Regions from separate parts of the Homo sapiens genome. Here region 2 is linked to region 1. Evidence: chromatin contacts called from ENCODE POLR2A ChIA-PET data. All regions are on one chromosome and are shown on one strand. The core of a region is the stretch at or near the end of the contact, and the rest is flanking DNA. Distances in the headings are between cores, read along the strand shown.

Region 1 (6,435 bases), core at 3,369-5,868:
AACTTCCATGTGTGGTGAGAGCGACCTGGTAGGAGGCAATTGAATCATGGGGGCAGTTTCCCCCATGCGGTTCTTATGGTAGTGAGTAAGTTCACATAAGATCTGATGATCTTATAAAGTGCTTTCCTCTTTGCTCGGCTGTCATTCTTCTTCTCATTCTGCTCTCATTCTGCCACCATGAGAAGAAGGACATGTTTGCTTCCCCTTTCACCATGATGGTAATTTTCCTGAGGCCTCCCCAGCCCTGTGAAACTGTGAGTTAATTAAACCTCCTTCTTTTATAAATTATCCAGTCTTGGGTATGTCCTTATAGCAGCATGAGAATGGACTAATACAGTAAATTGGTACTGCAGAGAGCAGGGTGCTGTTATAAAGATACCCAAAAATGTGGAAGCAACTTTGGAACTGGGTAACAGGCAGAGGTTGGAACCATTTGAAAGGCTCAGATAAAGACAGAAAAATGTAGGAAAGTTTCGAACTTTCTAGAGATTTTGTGGGCTCAGAAGATAGGAAGATGTGGGAAAGTTTGGAACTTCCTGGAGACTCGTTGAGTGGCTTTGACCAAAACATTGATAGTGAAATGGACAATGAAGTACAGGTTGAGGTGGTCTCAGACGGAGGTAAGGAACTTGTTGGGAACTGGAGTAAAGGTCACTCTTGCTATGCAAAAAGACTGGTGGCATTTTGCCCCTGCCCTAGAGATTGTGGAACTTTGAACTTGAGAGAGGTCATTTAGGATATCTGGCAGAATAAATTTCTAAGTGGCAAAGAGTTCAAGAAGAAGCAGAGCATAAATGTTTGGAAAGTTTGCAGCCTAGTGATGTGATAGAAAAGCAAAAACAATTTTCTGGGGAGAAATGGAAGCTACTGCAGAAATTTGTAAAAGTAATGAGGAGCCAAATGTTAATCGTCAAGACAATGGGGAAAATGTCTTCAAGGCATGTCAGAAAACTTCATGGCCGCCCCTCCCATCACAGGCCCAGAGGCTTAGGCAAAAAATTTTTCATGGGCTGGGTCCAGGGCCCCCCTCCTATGTGCAGCCCTGGGATTTGGTGCCCTGCATCCCAGCCGCTCCAGGCTTGGCTAAAAGAGGCCAGGGTACAGCTCAGACTGTTGCCTCAGAGGGTGTAAGCCCCTAGCCTTGGCAGCTTCCACATAATGTTGGTCCTGCAAATGCAGAGAAGTCAAGAATTGAGATTTGGGAACTCCACCTAGGTTTCAGAGGATATATGGAAACACCTGGTTGTCTAGGCAGAAGTCTGCTGCAGGGGTGGAGCCCTCATGGAGACCTCTGCTAGGGCAGTGTAAAAGGGAAATGTGGGGTCAACGTCCCCACACACAGTCCCCACTGAGGCACTGCCTAGTGGAGCTGTGAGAAAAGGGACTGTGTCCTCCAGACCCCAGAATGGTAGATCCTCCAACAGCTTGTACCGTGCACCTGGAAAAGCTGCAGACACTCAATGCCAGCCCATGAAAGCAGCCCAGAAGTGGGGCTATACCCTGCAAAGCCACAAAGATAGAGCTGCCCAAGGCCATAGGAGCCCAGTTCTTGCATCAGTGTGACCTGGATGTGAGACATGGAGTCAAAGGAGGTCACTTCAGAGCTTTAAGATTTGACTGCCTCACTGGATTTTGGACTTGCATGGAGCATGTAGCCCCTTCATTTGGCCAATTTCTCCCATTTGGAACAGGTGCATTTACCAAATGCCTGTACCTCCATTGTATCTAGGAAGTAACTAACTTGCTTTTGATTGTACAGGCTCATAGGCCAAAGGGACTTGCCTTGTCTCAGATGAGACTTCGGACTTGGGCTTTTGGGTTAATGCTAGAATGAGCTAAGACCTTGACGAACTGTTGGAAGGGCATGATTGTGTTTTGAAATGTGAGGACATGAGGTTTAGGGCAGGCTGGGGTGAAAGGATATGGTTTGGCTATGTCCCCACCCAAATCTTATCTTGAATTGCAGTTCCCATAATCCTCATGCATGATGCAAGGCAACTGATGGGAGGTAATTGAATCATGAGGGCAGTTTCCCCCACGTTAGTCTTGTGATAGTGAGTAAGTTTTCACAAGATCTGGTGGGATTATGAAGGGCTTCCTCCTTTGCTAACTCTCATTCTTCTCCTTCCTGCCACCATGTGAAGAAGAATGTGTTTGCTTCCCCTTCTGCCATGATTGTAAGTTTCCTGAGGCCTCTCAAGCCCTGCAGAACTGTGAGTCAATTAAACTTTCCTCCTTTATAAATTACCCAGTCTCAGGTACGTCCTTATAGCAGCATGAGAATGGACTAATACATCCATAGAAGATTCTCATTAGACCAAGCACAAAAAAATAAAAATTCTTAATTGTTCTCAGCCTTATGGAAAGATGGTTTTCTGGGTGGGGGCGTTGGGGAGGAGACTTGAATTATTAGGTTAAAAAAAAATCCAAGAGATTACATCTCCATTCAAAGTTGAAATAGCCACAGAACAGAATCTAATCAAGTTTTGTCAAGGAAAAGCCAAGATAAATGCATGAGATGGCTCCAGTTGAACAAGATACTCCACCCTGTCATGAGTGTGCAGTGCCAATGTCAAGGTAGTGCCCTGAGTATGGTCAACAATAAGGAACAGACCTGGAACATGTTGGGTCTCTTTGATGCTCTCCACACTGGCCTCTAGAAGCAAGGTGTAAAGAGCATCTCCGTTCATTTGATTAATCTTAAGCATGACTCTAAGAATTTTCCACCAATGTGGATGCCCAGACAGGAAAGAGAAAACTTGAATAATAAATGAAGACAATAAATAAATGAAGATTGTGGTTCAAAGCTCCCCTTGTGCAAATCCAGTAAAATTACAGGCCTTAAAGTGACAGTTCTCATTATGGGAGGCAGAATTTCCCACCAAGATTTGTGGTGGGCTTTCTAAATCTGAGTTAGGTGAACATGACATTTTTACATTTAAACTATTTTTAGTCTCTTTGTTTTTTGTGTCAACATGCACTTTCTCTCCTTCTCCCTCCTTCCCTTGAAGAAGGAAAAAAAAAGAGCCTCTCAATAGTTTTTAGGTAACTCGTGGTGGAGAGGCAGGCTAGTCCACTGGAAAGAACATAGATTTGATGGTCAGATAGATCTAAGTCGAACACCTTTCTCCACTGTAGGTAGGTGATTTTAGATAAATTATTTGTCTTTGCTAATCTTTGCCTTCTGCATCTGTAAAATGGAAAGGCTAATTCTTACTGCAGAGTTATTGTGAAATTTAAAATTAGCATATGTAAAGCTTGTTCTCCCATAATGAATAGTCCCTATTATGAACAATAACAGTATTTATTCCAGGCCCAAATCATCACCTCACTCAATCTGACCATCAGGTCACTCAACCCTGACCCCTTGTTTCCCCAGAAATGAAATTATGACTAAAGGGAGCATAGGCTTTGGAATTGTCTCCAAAACTAATGAGCTAGGCAGCCTTGAGAAATTTTTCAACCTTTCTGAGACTCAGTTTTCTTATTTGTAAAATGAAAATTATAAGATTTTGAGTATTTGATGAAATCATCTATTCTAACATTTGTCCTACCCACTAAACTGCAAGCTTCTTGCAGATAAGGCCATATTTGTGTGATTTGCTTCTGTTTCCTCAAAACCTGGCACCACAGTGCACAATCCCAGAAGCTGGAGTTCTGAAACCTGCTGTCAAATGGCTTGTCTTCATGCCCACTGCCTACCTACCATCTGCTGCCAGACTGTCCCCAAACTTTCTGTCTTTCCCTTGAATGCCCTGCAGTGGACTCCCTCATGGTGACTACTTGCCTGCATAACTCAAGGGGCAGAGAAGAAGTCTGCCAATAGCAAATTGGCAGAGTCCATCATGTCCCCTCCTCCCAGGATCTGCCCCAGTGGACCTCCCTGACAAAAAGCCAGGGCCTAAGGGAGTGATGGAACTATGGAGAAGTATGTTTCAGTAGATGGAACAGCATGAACAAAGGCTTCAAGGCTTGAAAAGAAAATGGAAGCAGTTTAGGCTGAGTGAGGACACTAAGGAAGTGTTGTGAAGTGGTGCAGACCAAGTGCAGCTTCAATGCCAAGAAAGTTGGGCTTTATTCTTTGGGAGCCTCCAAGTATTTTGAAGAGGGAGAAGCAGTGATTAGAAGCTCAACCAAGAAGATGAATCTCACACTAATAAAGATGTTTATTAGTGTGGGGAGAGCTGGAAGCAAGGAGACGAGTTAGAAAGCTGACATAGTGCAAACAAGTGGCTTGCTCAAGCTCAAGGAGGACTCATGAGAAAGAGTCACACCAAACATTACTGTATGTTCTCTATAGCTCTTTTCGAGGAAAACCCTTGGATAACTTTAAGTCGGTGACCTAGATTATAATCCTGGCCATAATCTGCTGGGTGACTTTGGCAAGCCACTTCACCTCTCTAGGGCTCCCTTTCCTTATCTACAGAATAAAGGGCTTGGATCAAAATATCCCTTTCAGCGCTGCATATTCATTGTGCTCTCCACAAGTTCATTACATTTCCAAGCACCTGTGAGAGAATGATAAGACACTTTGATTGAAACCAGAAAGCCAAGTCATCCAGGGAGACCCCCACCAGGCTTCTCCAGATGTGGGCCATTATCATTTAGCACAAAGGACTGCCAGGCAGCTAAAACAGAATATTCCGGGAAATTGCTCCATAACTGGGCATTTCTCCTTGTAAGCTTAAATCAAAGCACTCTGAGAATAAACTGTTCCCACAAGGGAGATAATATTATTTCTCCTGGCCTGAAGGCAATAGATGTGTGTGTCTGCTCATACTTCTCCGATTCACCAAATCTCAGAGGCCATAATACATTTCCAGAGGTAGCCAACCAGCTGTCACACAACTGGAAAGGAGCAAAATAAAAAGAATAATGGGAGCCTGATATTTCCATCTTGCTGGTGTCTCTTTGTCTCTTTGGTGAAACCAGCAGCTGGTAAGATAAAAGCAAAAAATAACAAGAAACATCCAAAATACCAAAGGGTGTCAAAAAAAAAAAAAAGGCAGGAGAAGGAACAGAGGAAAGAGAAAAAGCAGAAGCAAGGTCTTGGGACAGAGACAGTGTGGTACAGTGAACTGGGAGGAGAGGAAAGCCACAGCTTGAGTCCAGGGCCACATCTGTCCTGGTGCCAAGCACAAGCTTGACTCCTGGGAGCTTTTCAGCTCTCACATTCTGGGGTTCAACCTCCCCAGTGCAGATCAGGTACTTTCTAGCACTTGGGCTTCCAGGAGAGAAAAAGAACAAGTTTTGGAGTATGTATGTCACACCAGGCATTTACCAGCATATGATGTCAGACAGCTTGTTTGGCCTCTCAGAGTATCTGTTTTCTCATCTGGAGAGCATGGAAAGTCACATCTACTGTATTTCATCAAATCTAACACACCACACACTGTAAGATTCACCATTGTTTTATGTACAGTTAGCAAAAGAGAAACAAAAAATAACCTTGACAATTAAATCACAATATAAGGCTCTCATCACATAGACTGTAAGATTCAGCCTGATCTTAAAGATGTTAACATGTGGAAACAAGAGTCTTAGAATCTATGAAATGCAGCATTTGCAAGGTTGTTGAGAACTCTAAAAATGAGGCCATCTGTGGAAAAATGCCTAGTGCAGTGCCAGACATACTTTAGGGACAAATATATATTTGTGATTTCCATTATAATCACCATCATAAAACAATTATCTGAGGCCTCAGCAATTTCCTGGGAAGTGGGGTTGGACGTGGACACTGTGCTATGTCTCCTTTTGCTCCTTTCCACCTAGCACCTAATCCTTTAGAACACTTAGCAGATACCCACCACGTACCACCAAGGTGCTGAGGGCTTTAAGTGTTGATTTGTCAGCCAACTCATTGAGTTGATCCATATAACTGCGAGAAATGCTAACACTATGGTGACCATAGCTTGAACCATCACCCAAAGTTGTTGTCCCTGCCAACTGTTTGACAGAAGTGATGCCTCTGGGGAGGTAGAAGGTGGGAGAGTGAAGGCCACCATTTTGACTGCCCACCAGAGTCTCTGCTGCTTAAGTGGGTGGCCAGAGGTGACCTGCCCCTTTAAGGATTGTGTTAAAGCTCACATACTTTGTTTTTAATCTCTTTCTCCCCACTCTCTCATATTTTTTAATTTTTTATTATTTTTTCAAAAAAATTCAATATGATCCTTTAACTATGTCTATGTACATTTTATTTAACTTTTTACCCTTACATTTTTAGCTTTTAAATTCTTATTCATACTTTAAAAAAATCTTCTTACATGTTAACTTCCTCACCTCATCTGTTATGATCTATAGTCATTATCCTTTATGTCTTTTATTTTCATATTTGTATTCATTGATTTTGTATGGTGGGAAAACTTCTTTTCTCTATCCTCCTGCTTTACTGGCTGGACCCTGGAATCAAATTAATAAGAAACAGGGGGAAAAAAT
Region 2 (5,620 bases), core at 2,808-5,307, 36 kb before region 1:
TGTGTTACAGCTCAAACCTAATGTAAGTCTACATGAAAGAAGAAACCTTTGCTGGTGTTTTTTAAGTTAAGTGCGGCCAAGGGCGATGGTTGCCCCAGACTCAGAGGCCATCGGTTGGAACACTCAGGGTGCCCCTCGGTGCAATTTGGTTTGGAGGTCTGTTATGAAAAACCACCCAGGTGGGTTTTATTTTTGTCTCCCACCCCAGCTCCTTCCAAGAGCTATTTCCTTTATTTTTAATTCTTTATTGCCTAAAGGCAGAATGCAAAAATCCCAACCCAACCTCAAACAAGGGGTTTTCCTCACTTCAAACAAATTTTTCAGGGTTTCTTTTGCCCAAACCTGGATATTCCAAGTTTCTCCATTATCATCCCTGCCAACAATTTTGTACCTGAAATTTGCTGCTACTCCCTCCTTAAATGGCTTGCTCCGGTGAATCAAGAATAACCTTGCATTAAGACAGAAGCTTTGATGCCTTGACGATAGAGAATGCCAGAAACATCCAATTTTCCAATAAGCTGACCAAATTCAGCAATCGTTATTTTATTTGCTAATTTTAAAATTGATTTTGCATACACATGAGAGAGAGAGAATATTCTATACTTCAAAGCCCCTCTCTTTAAAAGGAATAAATGCAAGAAGTAGAAGTAGAAAAATCCTACCTCAGAAGAAGTAGGGGTTAAAAGCATGGATCAACCAGACTTAAGGACTAATTCCATTTCTGCCACTTAGTAACTAGTGACTTTGGTCAAGTAACTGAACCCCTCTGACTCTCAGATTTGATAATCACAGCACCAATCTCATGAGGTTTCTCTGAAAAGTAACTAAAATTATCTACGTAAAACATTTATACAGTCCCAGTATATATGGCAGTTACTGCACATATCATAATATATAATATATGCATGCTTTTCATAATTATTATTAATATAAAATCATCATTTTGAGCCACAAAACATAATTTCCATGAAGGCAGGAACTTCAAGTGTCTTTTGCTTCCCTATCTCTATTGCCTGGAACAATGTCTGACTCAGAAGAAGTACTCATTAAATATTTGTTAAATAAGTGAATAATAAATGTTAGAAAGAACCTTAAAGATGATCTTAACCAGGTCCTGAGAGCTCTATCAAGATATTAACCATTTTAGTTCATTTATTTTTGCATAATTATAAGTTATTTCCCTGATTTCCAAGTTTTCCAAATGGGCATGCATTCGTTAGTTATAAAAATATGTATTTTCTGTATTTCCAAATTGCCCCTAATTTCATACATAGAAACTTTTAATACTAACATATCCATGTGCTTTGTTCTGCTCTGAGCAATTTTTGATACATAATACAAAGACTTTCATTTCCCAGAGGTGAAGGCACAGGTAAGACTTTTCTTCAATTTTAATTGGAAATCTATCAAATTTGAGGTTTTTCCATTTTTAATTTATCAGGTTGAGAAGCAAAATCTTTCAAAGCATAAACTCCATTTTTGGATTATGATAAGCGAGGTTTTTTTTTATGAAAAGTTAGGGAACCCCTGAACAGGTCTTATGACCAGTGAGTTAGGAAAAGGTACTTAATGTTCATAAATGGTAATTATATACTTTAACACAGTTAATCTTCAAAAGACTCTACAGAGATACCTAGGTACTTCGATTGGGTACCATGGTATAATAAAAATCTCTACCCCCAGTTTCTGGCACAGAGCTTTCAAAGCCCTTTAAATTACTTAAGTGATAGAAGTGTCTTTTGATATTCATCACATATCTGACTTAATGCCAAAAAAGTGACTCAAGGTGGGCTTTTAGATAGTTTCCAGGGAGGGGCTGGAAACACGTGTAATTAGAGAGTTGGAACTTCAGCCCCAGCCTCTGACCTCTCGAGAAGGGAGAAGCCTGGAGATTGAGTTCAATCACCAAGGGCTCATTATTTAATCAATCATGCCAACACAATGAAGATTCAGTAAAAGCTCTGCAACAGCTGGGTTTGGGGCAATTCTGGGTTGGGGAGCATACACACATGCTGGGAGCATGGTATGCCCGGAGAGGTTATGGAAGCTCTGTGCCACCCCTTACTTTGCCCTATACCTCTCTTCTAATTGGCTGTTCTTGAATTGTATCCTTTATAATAAAATGGTAATTGTTAAGTATAGCACGTTCCTAAGTTCTATGAGTTGTTCAAGTGAATTATCAGACCTGAGGGTGCGGGGTGTGGGGTGTGGGAATCCCTAAATTTGCAGCCAAGTTGAACCGAGGTGCAGGTAGCCTGGGGGGCCCTGGACTTGTGACTGGCTTCTGAAGTAAGGGCAGGCTTGTGAGACTGAGCTTTTAAGCTTGTGGAGTCTGATGCTAACTTCAGGTAGTTAGCGTCAGAATATGATTGAATTGTAGAACACCCTATTGATGTTGTAGAATTGGTGTCAGAAAAACACAAACACCTCATCTATAATATGGGGAAAGAATGCTCAAAGGAAATTAAAAAGTAACCAATGTTACGTCTCCCTTTTTCTCTCTGTGTATTTCCTAAGGAGACTGCCTGCCTTAGAGTCAACTTCTAACCCATCTTCCCCACACTGTACTTCAATTCTTCCTATTGGAGAAGTAATCAAATCCGACTTTCATGGGTCCACATTTCTGCATGAGGTGGAGTTCACAGCCTTGACCTGTGGTCCTTACCACTGGAACTAGATAATTGAGGGGCAACAATTCTTCTTGCAGCAGAATGCATAAGCATTTCCCCATTCCACAGATTCATACTCTCTCTTCAATATGTCATCCAAAGTCCTGGATTTGGGAAAATTAATAGGAAGCCTACTGGGGCTCAGGTCCAAGTCCTGCCATCTAATGCAATGCTACCATCACTGAAGCCAGAACACTTACCTCCATCTGTCTCTTGTGACTATTTCTCAGTTGATTCAGAACCTGTAGGGAGGGTGGAAATGATTATCTTTCTTAAACCCCTATCAACAGGCATTGCTTTCCATTATGATTCCAGAGCTGCTTTTCTTCTTTTATTCCTCATAGTCTCACAATAATGAGACCAAAAAAAAAAAAAAAAAAAAAAAAAAAAAACTAGAGAGAAGAGAATGAATAAGGATTTTTTTCTATTTGTAGTCTAGAACATTAACAATATTGCATAAGGGAAAGAAGATGGTCCCTCTATTCTATCCAAACCACCTCATGTGGCTTGGAAATTTTGTGATATTTCCTGGAAATACATTTTGTCTTGAAAAGAACTCACCGTGAGTAGTGCCAACCTATGTTTCCATGTGTTTTATACATTTTACATTTACTTCAATTATGGAAACAGCCCTTTGCAAGCCAGGAAGTGTGTATAAAAATGTGTGTGTAGAACAATAATTTTTCTTAAGGTTTATTTCATTTAAACATAAAATAAAACACACCATGGATTGGATGGAATGACTTAATTAAAGACAACCTCTCTCTTCCTGCAGCTCTTTTCATAGCTGTGGGACTAAAATTTCCAAAGTATTATTTTTGACTGTTTTCCTAAATCATCAACATATTGAAAACAGCTGTCAGCTAGGTGCAAGTCGCTAGAGGGAAAATGCCAAAGGTATCTTTCTCCCCAAAATGAATTTAACCATTGACCAACAGGTCATCTTTGTGCCTTTGTGATTTGGGAAAGATGGAGTTTAGTTGAAATCCCATTGTTCATAAATGGACATTATTCCTGCCCCTGTCGGATTTCTGAAATTTGCATTTTCAGCCCAGGTGCATTTAACCAGCTCTGTAAGACTCTCCCACCAAGAACACCAGTAAAATAGGGCTCAGAAGCAGTCATTTACTACGTGTATGCCCTAAATTGTCTTGCCTAATCCTTAGGTCAACCATGCAAAGTAGATATTTTTATCTACATTTTACAAATAAGGAACTAAAACTCAGAGATGAAAAAGCATACAGGGCCTTTCTTTCGGAGGTCATGGAGCCGAGTGAGTGGCTGAAAAGGGACTGTAATCCAGGTCTGGCTGGAGAGCTGGTGCTAGGAACAGCAACACATTGCAGACCAGGAAGTCACAGGGAGCATGCGCAGATGCTGTGGCACCAGCAAGCCGGTAGCTACAATACAGACATTTAATAAATGCTGAGCAAATGCTCAGAGCATAGAGTCTTGTGTTTTGTTTTAAAGTGAAACCATCTGAAGCGGCCCCGTTTCCTCCTGTAAAGCAAGTTTTAGGGGAGAAAAAAGACCTGAGAAGCTGTAAGGCATTGATATGGTTGTTGGTTTTCCATGTTATCATCTCCCAATTAAGAGGAAAGGAAACCTGCTGGCTTGGAGCTGTGGCTCTGCCCCCAGAGAGCTCTCGCTGGAGGGTTTAAGAGAAAGGGAGATGATGAGATCAGAAACCCTATCTGCCTCTCCTCCTGTGGCACAGTGGAGTTGCTGTTGAAAAGCTCCGGAAAGTCCTGTGTGCTAGAAGATTCAGAGGGACATAAACTGCCCCATCCTGCCCCCAACCTCAGCTGCCTTCTCAGACATTCTCCAGAAGTGGAATAATTGGACCAAAGAGAATATGTCTCAGGAAGCTCTGCTTCCAGATCCCTGTCCAGACTTGTTTAAAGACAGCTGCTCTGATCATTAAAATGAAATAGGACATGTAACCAGATTATAGGGAAATTATTGCTATTAACAGTAATAATTACTCTCTGTTCAAGTAGCTTCCTGAAATTAAAAAAAAAAAATCAAAGCAGAAGCTTTCAATTACTTTACTTAACAACCTATACGAACCCTTTGAGTATGTGTATGTTTGTGAAGCATCAGAGACAGAGAAAATTAGGGTTGGGGAGAGAGGAAGAATGAAGGACTATTTTGTACTTTACAGTAAATAGACTGTGAATTGTGTGAATACTTATTTTCATTAAAACAAAAACATTTAGAGAGTACCTGTAGTATGCCAGGCTCTGTCAAAGGTGCTGTGGATATGGATCCAAGTAAGACTGAGTACCCTGTTCTGGAGAAGCTCCAGTCTCCAGCAGGAGACACAAATTCAGAGGCAACCATTCTGCAGTATAGCAGGTGCCATGAGAAAGGGAAGCATGAGTAGCCAGAATCACACAGAGGGGCAAGCTTCGCTCCACTTGGCTGGGGAAAAGGGAGGGTAGACTTCCTGGAGGAAGGAATGCCTAAGCCACATCTTGAAGGATGTGCAGGAGTGAGATGGAAAAGGAAGGTTGAGCAGAGTTTCTGAGCACAAAAGGCCCAGTGGTTTGCTGTGATGACCTCAGTCACTGAAGATGAGGCTGGAGATGAGGCTGAAGGTGAGGGTGGGTAATAGACAACTAAAGGACAAGACATCCAGGGAGAATTTTAAGCAGAAGGAGCATTTTAGAAATACAACTATGGCCGTAGAAAGGGAGAAGTATTAGAAGGCAACTGCAGGGAACCATGCTAGAAAAGAGCTGGCCCTGAATCTATAGACAGGAGAACATGAGTATTAGAAATCTTTGAGAATTAAAGACTTGTAAGGTTAGGTTGGTGGATGGATGTTGGCAGGGGTGACATTCAAAGGTTTAACAGCCAGAACAGCACAGACATTGGCGAATCAGAACAGACACCAGCTAAACACAACTGGCAGAGCCGAAGTATGCCTCCTGGCTGATAGAAGCCCT

Evidence for each region. ChIA-PET counts read pairs that join two places held with the same protein, here RNA polymerase II (POLR2A).
Region 2: POLR2A ChIA-PET joins it to region 1 with 13 read pairs in SK-N-SH. The contact joins two enhancer-like sites. POLR2A ChIA-PET finds 5 or more read pairs at or near these places in 2 of 52 experiments (MCF 10A and SK-N-SH).

The regions. Positions count from the first base shown.
Region 1 is chr1:55,603,139-55,609,573 of GRCh38, reverse strand. No RefSeq gene overlaps it. Among named protein-coding and RNA genes, the nearest start is that of LINC01753, 340 kb to the left of the region's middle. Within about 2 kb of position 4,618, at least 2 of the 41 ENCODE cell types and tissues checked have a DNase peak (open chromatin) inside an H3K27ac peak, as active enhancers do.
Region 2 is chr1:55,639,793-55,645,412 of GRCh38, reverse strand. No RefSeq gene overlaps it. Among named protein-coding and RNA genes, the nearest start is that of LINC01753, 300 kb to the left of the region's middle. RefSeq lists enhancers at 4,065-4,134, 4,155-4,324. Within about 2 kb of position 4,057, at least 20 of the 41 ENCODE cell types and tissues checked have a DNase peak (open chromatin) inside an H3K27ac peak, as active enhancers do.